Linked DNA regions of Homo sapiens: region 1 is linked to region 2. Evidence: read pairs that join two places in POLR2A ChIA-PET (ENCODE). Cell type or tissue: Panc1. All regions are shown on one strand. Links, peaks and the distances in the headings refer to the core of each region. The heading gives the core; the rest is flanking DNA. Region 1 overlaps UBE2B (ubiquitin conjugating enzyme E2 B). Region 2 overlaps LINC01843 (long intergenic non-protein coding RNA 1843).

Region 1 (5,378 bases), core at 283-5,282, 130 kb after region 2:
AATTATTAGTCAACTTTTTGTACTCAGTTACATTAAAATCTGTTCACTTCACATACGTGTTTTACCCATTCATGGTTTTGTATTATTATTCATGGGACATCTGCAAAATATTGGGTGACTCGAGTTTACAGATCCTCCAAATGTTGCCATATTCCATTATATACTATCAAAAAAATCACAACAGGTAACACTACCCACTAATCTCATCAAAAAGTAAGTATCAGGAAGCTGTTATTTTATCAACAGCAACAAATATCTTCAGTTGCTATCCTTAACCTAACAACCCACTTAGATCCCCCCACTGTTTTTTTTTTTTTTTTTTGAGATGGAGTCTTGCTCTGTTGTCCAGGCTAGGGTGCAATGGTGCGATCTTGGCGCACTGCAACCTCTGCCTCCCAGGTTCAAGCAATTCTCCTGCCTCAGTCTCCCGAGTAGCTGGGATTACAGGTGCCCGCCACCACACCGAGCTTATTACATTACTTCTGAGAATATGTCTGCCATATATTCAAACCTGAATAACCACAGCTTGTCTGTATTTTCAAGTAAAAAATGTTCCATGAAAAAAAGTCATTCAAATTGCAACTCAAACAACTGTAGAAGTGCTTTTCTTCCAGACAACTATCATACTATGACATGCAGAAGTGCTTTGTTCATACATTCTACTTCATATCATACAGAATATTAAAAAGACAGATACTCGGCTGGGTGTGGCTCATGCCTCAGCACTTCGGGTGGCCAAGGTGGGCAGATCACCTGAGGTCAGGAGTTTAAGGCCCCAGCCTGGCCAACATGGTGAAACCCCATCTCTACTAAAAATACAAAAATTAGCCGGGCATGGTAGCACATGTCTGTAATCCCAGCTACTTGGAAGGCTGAGGCACGAGAATCACTTGAACCTCGGAGGCGGAGGCTTCAGTGAGCCAAGATTGCGCCTCTGCACTCCAGCCTGGGTGAGAGAGCGAGACAAAAAACAAAAAACAAACAAAAAAAACCCACATAGATACTCAAGGGTCCAGAGCTTCCTAATACTAATAAAAATGTCTTTAAATTAAGAAATTAAGAAAAATTGGTAACTTTTTTAAAGACAAGGTCTCACTCTGTCACCCAGGCTGGAGCTCAGTGGCTCCACCAGGGCTCACTGCAGCCTTGACCTCTTGGGCTCAGGTAATCCTCCCAAGTAGCTGGGACTAAAGGCATGTACCACCATGCCTGGCTAATTTTTTGTAGAGAAGGGCTCCCCCAGGCTGGTCTCAAACTCCTGGGCTCAAGTGATCCATGATCCACCTGCCTAAGCCTCCCAAAGTGCTGGCTATACAGGTGTGAGCTACTGCCCCTGGCCAACTGGCATCTTTTAAAATGCAAAGAATATAATCACTATTAGTATGGTTTGGTGCCACTGTCTAATGCCTTGATTTGTTCTAAGATACGAAACTACTTAGGTGTAGTTATAGCCACCATTGGTTTTGTACCATCAATGCAAAGGTCAACAGTCTTAGTATGATGAGATTTGATCGTATGGGTCCCCCGAGAGGGTCTCCAAGACCCCAAGGGGTTTATGGATCACACACTTGAGAACCCTTGATGTAGAGAAAAAAGGTAACGTCCTTAAGTACCTCCTTCAACTCCTTACCCCCCCCACAGATAATCACTGGTAACAGTTTGATATATAACCCTTTAACATAGACACACATGCATATATGTATTTGCTAAAAATGTGATGCTACGACAAACATTATCGTGCAGTTTTTTTGTCCTCTTAAGACAGTATGTCCAAATCTACCTTATTCTTTAACAGGTACATATTCCAGAATCCAGATACATCATAATTTGCTTAACCATTTCTCCTACTGGACATTCAGGTTACGTCCTTACAAACTGCTGCAGTCAGTATTCTCGGATAAATATTTTTGATGGATTAATTCTGAAGTCATTTTGTTAATGATAACAAAGATGTTTAATAATTTCTTAAAATCCAACACTACAATTGGGAAAAGTCTAAGTTCCTGGTTAAAATCAGTTTGATAAGTTCAATTATAAATTCGGTATTAGAACTAGTTTCCCATTTTCCTAGCCCCTGATGAAAATACCCAACTTGAGATGCCAAAGATTATGCAAAATGATAACTACTTATGGGTGTTAAATGCTAGTAGTACTTGAAACTACTGGCAGCTATGTATGTTTATGAAAAATTTCAGCTCAACACCCTGTCAATATCAAAGATAACAAAGTAAAAAAGCATGATTTACTCTTCTGGTGTTCACCTCAGAGATATCTTTAAGGCCACCTAAATTTAAACTATTCTCAACATAAACACTGCCATCCAGGCTTACAGTTATACAGGAAAATATTAAAGTAACCTTTAATATTGGTTACCAATGGAGGTGACCAAGCTGCTGTGGGAAGAAGTCCCTTATGAAGTATAAATTTTCCATAGCTTTACTTTTAACTTGGCCTATTAACCATAGAAAATGGCTTCAAGTAGATATGTTGGTGTTACAATTTTCTACTAAAAAGTAACCTCATAACACTATAGAAAACATAATGAGTATGACTTACCATCTTCAAAAGGTGTCCCTTCTGGTCTGAAAACAAGAAGATTTCTGATTAAAAGAAGTTTCTCATTCTGCTTTTTCTTGATTTTCAAGAATGGAAAGGATAAACTTCAACAGAAAAAGAGGGACTCATTCTGATGATTTGTGGAGTTTTAAGATAGAGTTTAGTAACACCTTAGCCCTGGATTTTCATAGACCCAGGCATAAAGTATTAACTTTCATTCTAAGCTTTCTTTTTAGGGTGGTTTTACCAAACCAAACAAAAAAACTTGCCCATAATTTTAGCACAAAAAAACTTTCATTAATACTGACCAGTCATTTTGTACATATGTGTATATATATATATATATTTTTTTTTTTTTTTTTTTTTTTTTTTGAGACGGAGTTTTGCTCTTGTCCCCCAGGCTGGAGTGCAATGGCATGATCTCAGCTCACTGCAACCTCCTTCTCCTGGATTCAAGTGATTCTCCTACCTCAACCTCCCGAGTAGGTGGGATTACAGATGCCTGGCTAATTTTTGTATTTTTAGTAGAAACGGGGTTTCACCATATTGGCCAGGCTGGTTTCGAACTCCTGACCTCAGGTGATCCACTCATCGCAGCCTCCCAAAGTGCTGGGATTTAGAGGCGTGAGCCACCGCACCTGGCCCATATGTATATTCTTAAGAGGAAAAGACATCTTTTCATTTTACAGCAATATGATGTAAAGCAATACTCTAGTTATGATGCTAAACCCAAGTGTCCTGCTTTCCAATGGAGCCATAACTCTTGTTCAAATAGGCTAAGCATAGTTGTCACCAAAAAGCCAGATTTGTTTGCTCAGATCCTTGTCCCCACATCCCAATTTCATCTTTCCTAAGCAGCAGCATAAAGTTTTTTTTTTTTTTTTTTTTTTTTTTTTTGAGACGGAGTCTCGCTGTCGCCCAGGCTGGAGTGCAGTGGCGCAATCTCGGCTCACTGCAGCCTCCGCCCCCTGGGGTTCACGCCATTCTCCTGCCTCAGCCTCCCGAGTAGCTGGGACTACAGGCGCCCGCCACCTCGCCCGGCTAATTTTTTTTTGTATTTTCAGTAGAGACGGGGTTTCACCGTGTTAGCCAGGATGGAGCATAAAGTTTAATTATTACTTGCAAGGCATATTCAGGATCTCAAAGCAGCAGGATAATATCCTGAAGGTGCCATGTATTCAACTCAAATTCAGAAGTACTTTATGAGGATGAACTTCACTCATTTTCCACTAGTCTTTAAATGTAGACTCTTGTAGCTGATTCTGTAGTGTCAGAATTCTGTTTATCAACATACTCCTTTTACTTTTTAATGCAAAACTCTAGTTTCAAAGGAATGAAAGAAAAAATAGATCAAGTCTAGAAAAACCAAAGAAAAAGCATAAGGAAATTTTAAATTAAAAAGCATATACGCAATATACATAGTAGGTAAAATTTACAACTGCTTCTCAAATGGCTGCATTCTGTTATTTCACACTGGGCTGTGAATCATTTTCGCTTAAATTCTTGCCACAGTGGAAGTTCTTAATATTTTTGGTTCCAAACCTTTTAACAGCTCCAACAGAATGAGAGCATTTGCGTGATATGTTTTATATAAAGTAACTTATTGTTTCTCCTTTATTATTCCATTCCATTTAGTTTTGAATAGTATTTTAAAAGTAAAACCCCAAGAGATTATAAAACCATATGTAATAACATCAAAGAGCAAATAAACTTTATATAACTGCTGAAACTTTTTCCTTTTTTTTTTTGATACAGGATCTTGGCTCTGCTGGCTGCCCATGTTGGAGGGCAGTGGCACAATCATGGCACACTGCAGCCTCAAACTTCTGGGCTCAAGTGATCCTCCTGCCTCAGCCTTCCAAGTAGCTGGGACCACAGGTATGCACCACCATGCTCAGCTAGTTTTATACTTTTTGTAGAGACAAGGGCTCACTATGTTGCCCAGACTGGGCCAAAACTTTTTTTGGTGGGGAGGGGACAGAGTCTCACTGTCTCACTATATCGCCCAGGCTGGTGAACTCCTGGGCTCCAGCGATCCTCCCAGGCGTTGAGCTACTACTGTGCTGGGCCAAAACTCTAATTGAAATATTTTTTTTTTCTAATTTATCTTGCAGTTTTAGTCCTTAAGATCTCTCATTCCACCTCAGTTTCTTTTCCTAGACAGTTGTTATATGTTTACTTTTCTTAAAGATTCAGCACACACCTATTATTTGTTAAACCTTTCAACTCACCCAAATATAACTGCATTCCACTGCATGATGTTGTTTTCAGATGGTGCGCCACTGACACCCACAGGTGGGTCCTCTTGTAACCTGGAAATCCAGCGTGGTAATTTAAAAAGTTGAACATTAAGGCCACTAAGGAGGCCACGTAAACACCTACAGACACTATACCATCTATTTTGAGACACAGACTAACTCCATTTCCTTGTTATTGTGAACTAAAATGAACCATATGACTTAAATATATTAACCAGGTATATATACTTATTAAATACCTCTCCAAATTATCTAAAAATTGAAAGGGCTTGAGAATCATCCCTCTTTCAATATTATCTCTTCAAGAATTGATGCATAGGAACACTTTTACACTGTTGGTGGGACTGTAAACTAGTTCAACCATTGTGGAAGACAGTATGGCGATTCCTCAGGGATCTAGAACTAGAAATACCATTTGACCCAGCCATCCCATTACTGGGTATATACCCAAAGGAATATAAATCATGCTGCTATAAAGACACATGCACACGTATGTTTATTGCGGCACTACTCACAATAGCAAAGACTTGGAACCAACCCAAATGTCCAACAATGATAGACTAG
Region 2 (5,378 bases), core at 53-5,052:
ACATTTTTCTCTGAACACACACAGAGACACAAACATGTGCATTTTTGTACGGGAAAAAAAGGTCTGGAAATGTATGTACCGAATTCATGAATTTGCTTGTACTGGAGTATGTAGGGAGCAAGACTGGGAAGGGGGGAAGGGCAGGGGCAGGAGCTGTGGAGATGGAGGGGAGGAGTCGACCTTGGGGTTACTGGGGGAACCCAAGAAGCCCTCTGCATTTGGGCAGTGCTGGTTGCCCCGCAGGTGCTTGGAATCCACCCAGGGACAGAAACATCATTGGTGTGGCAAGGACACGCTTCTCCTGGTAGGAAGGGGCAAGAAACCTGCCCTCTAGGCTAGCCTCAGGGCTGCCCTCTGTGTGGCCTGGGGCCTGTTTGGCTCTCTCTGGGCCCCAGGATTAGGGTCTCTCTGGGCTGTTTCAGCTGGACCAGTCTCAGATCCTAAATGCATTCTAGAGCCTTCTCATGGACGTTGGGCTCCAGCAGGGGCACAGAAAAGCCTCACTAGGCCTTTGGCCTGCTGAGACTTGGGTGGGCAGCCTGGGGCTGGAAGCTGTGTGGGAAGAAAGTTTCTGAGCGGCATGGCCTCCAGGAGGTGCTCCCTCCTCCAGCAGGTGGAGTGCCCTTTCTTCCCAACAAATTCAATCTGAGAATACCTGGCCCAGCCTGGCTCCTGAGACAGCAGAGTGGGGACAATTCATTACCTGGTGGAGTCTAAACAGTTCATGAGAACTCACTGAGTTGGGGCTCTGGGCTGGCCTCAAGGGAAGCGGAGATTGCCTGAGGCCAGGGCTTGGGCTCTAGGCCTGCAGGGAAGCTGGTGCGAGCTGTGCTCAGGGACAGATCTGTGCTGCAGACGCAGTAGCTCTGAGCCAAGAACTGGGCCGGCTTCAGGCTACAGAGATGTGTTACATCAGGATGGGGGAGGGGCAGACACCAGATTCTAACAGGGTCAAGTATGTGGACAGATCAAGGCTTAGAGTGGGGTGAGAAGCAGCAAGGCCAGCTGGCCCTGAGATGCCTCACCCTAGTCAAAGCTTCATTAACGGTGTCCTGGCCTTGATCTGCCTCCCACTGCTGGGAGTGTCTCCAGTGTACAAGGTGGCTGCCTTGGGAGCCTCCTTCAGGCACTAGTGAGCAAGCTGTTCTTCCCTCAGGGCCTTGGGCACAGTGACTTGTGAGGCTGGGGTGGCCCTGGGTACTGTGATTGCTGGATATTCTAGGACCTGTGGCTCTGGCACACAGTGAGCTGTCTCCAAATATGCTGGACCTCCATCCCGTGTGCTAGGGAAGAGACTTGGACACAAATTGGCACTGGATGCCCATGTGAAGGAGACGCTTGGAAACAAGAAATTCTTGTTGAGTTGATCCCCAGCTAGGCCAGCTCTAGGCAGATTATCTACCTAACACAGCTCCTCTAGGAGAGTGCTACAGAAAAAAGAAACCTATGTTATCTGGCATCCGGGTTGGGCAGGAGAGGCAGATTCCTGGGGGGGCAAAGAGGCTGCCCTAGAGAGCGTCTACCACTGGACATCTAGCTCCCTTGCCTCCCTGATCCTCAACTGCCCTCGGAGCTCAAGGAAAGGCAAGCAGCTCCTAGGTGTCCAGTCCTCTGGCTGATCAGACTAGGAGGGCACACCTAAGGAGAAGCAGACACCATCTTTGCCCCAGAAGACCTCACAGCCCAGGTGGGGAGGTGAGATTCCTAGGCTGGAAACAAGATGAGGTAGGACATGACTCAGTGCTGAAGTATTTGCTTTGGCCCTTTGTGTGAGTGAGGGGCGGAGGAAGCCAGGAAGGAGCTGCTAGTGTGGGGGCAGAAGGAAGAGAGAAGGTGCATTTGTGTGTACCCATATGCGTGTGTGTGTGTGTGTGTGTGTGTGTGTATGTGTGGTGTGTCGTGTGTCTGCATGTGTCACATCTGAGGTCATATCTCTGGATTCCCCCCACCTTCTGTGCTATTTGCCCAGACAACCTAAAAATAATTTCCATTTAACTTTAGGATTCGTTATTTGATGCACTAGATGCTTGCCCAGCAGATATACTTTTCCACCCACACTTTATGTAAGATCAACATCAAGTTAAAATGAGTCTGCATTATTTATGCATATACAAGGAGGCTAGTAGGCAAAAGGCAGACTAGAGCAGCCTGGATTTCACTGGAAAGTTTATATAAAAATGGTCCCTGGACAGGGCCAGTGGCTCATGCCTATAATCCTAACACTTCGGGAGGCTAAGGGAGGAGGATTGCTTGAGTCTAGGTGTTTGAGACCAGCGTGGGCAACATAGTGAGACCTTGTCTCTTAAAAAATACAAAAATTAGCTGGGCATGGTGGCACTTGCTTGTAGTCCTAGATACTCTGGAGGCTGAGGTGGGAGGATTGCTTAAGCCTGGGAGATTGAGGCTGCAGTGAGCTGTGATCACACCACTGCCCTCCAGCCTGTGTGACAGAGCAAGAGCCCTATCTCAAAAAAAAAAAAAAAAGATTCCAAGGTGGATGACAAAATTGGACAGTGTGCCTGGATTGGTGATCACAGCATTGTTGGGGATAATGATAAAATGAAAAAGGACCCTCTATGGCTACTGGGAGTGTCAGCCCCTTATTTCACCCACACATGACATAGCAATGGGCACGTGGCCAGCACTCAGTGGATATTTACTGAACTCATATCTATCGATCTTTTCAATAGACATTGAGAAAAAATGTCCACATCTGTACAACATCTGCAAAGATGGAGGTAGATGATTGATAATTCATCATGGACAGAGGACAACTAAATGATAGATTGAGTTTAACGTTTAGTTTGTTAGACAGATGGCTAAGGGGTGATGCTGTTATCAGAGTAAAAGATCAAAGCCACTGAGGAATGATAGATTGATAAATAACTTATTGAAGCTTGATAAAGGGGTAGGAAGAGAAATAAATTGTGGTCAATAGATCCATGGTCAGGTTCAAATAAATAGGTAGATAGGTAAACAGAAATGTAGCGATAGAGCAAGAGAGACAGACAAGAGGGTGAGAGAGATACTGCGGTAGACACAATAATGCCCATCCCTAAAGATGTCTGCGCTGCACTCCCCAGAGCCTGTGAATACGTTCCCCGACATGGCAGAAGGCACTTTGCAGATATGATTAAATTAAGGGCCTTGAGAGGGAGGGATTATCCTGGATTGTCTAGTGGGCCCCGTCTAATCGCATGTCCTATCACTGACCTCTCTTTCACTGTGCTGCAGCCTCCCCTGTGCTCTTTTCAGTTCTTGATCATGCCAAGCTCGTTCCTGCCTCAGGGCCTTTGTACTCGCTGTTGTCTTTGTCTGCTCCTTTTCGTCACTCAAATCTCACTCAGTTCGCCTCCTTGCTTCTAGATTTTTGTCCTGAAACCTTGAGTACACTCTGTTCCTGGGGACTGGGTTGGGGTAATGGGATGTCCAAGCTCCTTGCCTATGCTGGCTGGCACTGTCCCCAGCCCCAAGTCCTGCCCAAGGTTGTGGAATGGAGCAGTGTGCATGAGTCATCAAGCCACAGACACAGTCCCCTTGTTGGAGGGACCTGAGCAATTACGTTGTGGCTAACTCCAAGGGCTAATGGCTCAATTGAAAGGGAAGGTTAGGAATTTCCCCAAGTTCCTCAGACTCATATGGCACCAAGAGGGAACTGGAGAGTGGCGGAGCTGGGAATGGTCTGTGTGGAAGATGCTGTGACCTCTCTGAGCACTGTCATGTCCCTAGCCTGAGCTGAGCCAGGCTGTGAAGAAGTAGATGGCACATCCCAGTCTCACAGGGGCCCATCACCCTTCGAGCATTCCTTTATTTACCCCACATCTAAGGAGCCCCTATTCTGTACCAGGCATCATGCTGCCCTAGCACAGGTTAGGCCTGCCCTGAAGGAGCCTTCAGTCTAGCCAGGGAGATAGGCTGGCCAGCAAAACTTACAGGTCTGCTGAATAAGTGTCCAGAACTGGGGACACACAGAGGGGGAGCCCGAGCAGGTGATGGGGCTCGAAGGCAGTGAGAGACCAGCTGGAGGGATGAGAGAAGGGCACACTGGGCAGCAGGAGCAGCCTGGCTGGGTCAGGTTCCTGGGCTGCTGTAACAAAGTGCCACAGGCAGGGTGGCTTACAGCAGCAGACACTTATTCCCGCTGTTCCGGAAAATAGACATCCCAAATTGAGGTGCTGCTAAAGCCATGCTCCCTCCAAGGCCTTTAGTGGGGGATCCTGCCTTGCCTCTTCCAGCTTCTGGCAGCCCCCGGCATTCCTTGCCTTTCGGATGCATAACTCTGGTCTCTGCCTTCATTTTCACCTGGCTGTCTTCCCTATAGTGTCTTGCTCTGTGGTCCAGGCTCAACTCCGCTGGCATGACCATGGCTTACTGCAGCTTCGACCTTCTGGGCTCAAGTTGATCCTCCTGCCTCAGTCTCCCAAAGAGCTGGGACTACAGGCACAGGCCACCATGCCCAGCTAATTTTTAAAAATTTTTTTGTGGAGACCGGGTCTGGCTATATTGCCCAGGCTGGTGATGAACTCCTGGGCTCAAGCAATCCTCGTGCCTCAGCCTCCCAAAGTGCTGGGATTATAGGTGTGAGCCACTGCACTTGGCCCTGTTTTTAAAAAAGTAAAAATAAAAATAAAAATGTTTTATTGCTGCATAATAGTTGTACCTATTTTGGGGGTACGGGTTATATTTGGACACATGTATACAATGTATAAAACCAAATCAAGATAGTTGGGATACCCATCACCTCAACAACTTTCCCTCTTCTAAGGACACCAGCCATACCAGAGTGGGGCCCACTCTAATGACCTTATTTTAACACTATTAAATCTGCAAAGACCCTGTTTCCAAATACAGTCACCTTTACAGGTACAGGAGGTTAGGATTTCAATGTATATTTTTGTTTTGTTTTGTTTTTGGTTTTTTTTTTGAGACGGAGTTTTGCTCTTGTTGCCCAGGCTGGAGCACAATGGCACGATCTCGGCTCATCGCAACCTCTGCCTCCTGGGTTCAAGCGATTCTCCTGCCTCAGCCACCCGATGAGCTGGGATTACAGGCATGCGCCAGCACGCCCAGCTAATTTTGTATTTTTAGTAGAGACGGGGTTTCTCCATGTTGGTCAGGCTGGTTTCGAACTCCCAACCTCAGGTGATCCACCTGCCTTGGCCTCCCAAAGTGCTGGGATTATAGGCGTGAGTCACCGTGCCCAGCCCAATGTATATCTTTGTTGTGCATGGCATGGAGACACAATTCAACCATAAGCATGGGCAAAGGCTTGGAAGGGTATGGAGCTCAGGGCAGAGCTCTCCACCGTTTGCCACCTCATTACCCACAGCCTTTTTACACATTTCCCCTGGTGACTCACCAGTCCTTACACCTGCCCG

Evidence for each region. Peaks named below come from ENCODE experiments on the same cell type or tissue, not always from the same donor. Only the 100,000 strongest peaks of a DNase experiment are listed, where the experiment ranks them.
Region 1: POLR2A ChIA-PET joins it to region 2 with 5 read pairs; 29 of 35 experiments call an interaction of 5 or more read pairs at or near these places.

The regions. Positions count from the first base shown.
Region 1 is chr5:134,373,873-134,379,250 of GRCh38, reverse strand. UBE2B (ubiquitin conjugating enzyme E2 B) reads right to left here. Exons shown (of 6, transcript NM_003337.4): 2 at 4,788-4,868; 3 at 2,557-2,582. Among named protein-coding and RNA genes, the nearest start is that of UBE2B, 5.0 kb to the right of the region's middle. In Panc1, for the core only: no CTCF peak of the experiment used is centred there; no DNase peak of the experiment used is centred there.
Region 2 is chr5:134,507,628-134,513,005 of GRCh38, reverse strand. It overlaps LINC01843 (long intergenic non-protein coding RNA 1843), which reads right to left. Exons shown (of 2, transcript NR_105045.1): 2 at 3,776-4,600. Among named protein-coding and RNA genes, the nearest start is that of LINC01843, 3.8 kb to the right of the region's middle. RefSeq lists an enhancer at 3,257-3,930. In Panc1, for the core only: no CTCF peak of the experiment used is centred there; no DNase peak of the experiment used is centred there; H3K4me3 peaks cover 2,545 bases; H3K27ac peaks cover 5,000 bases.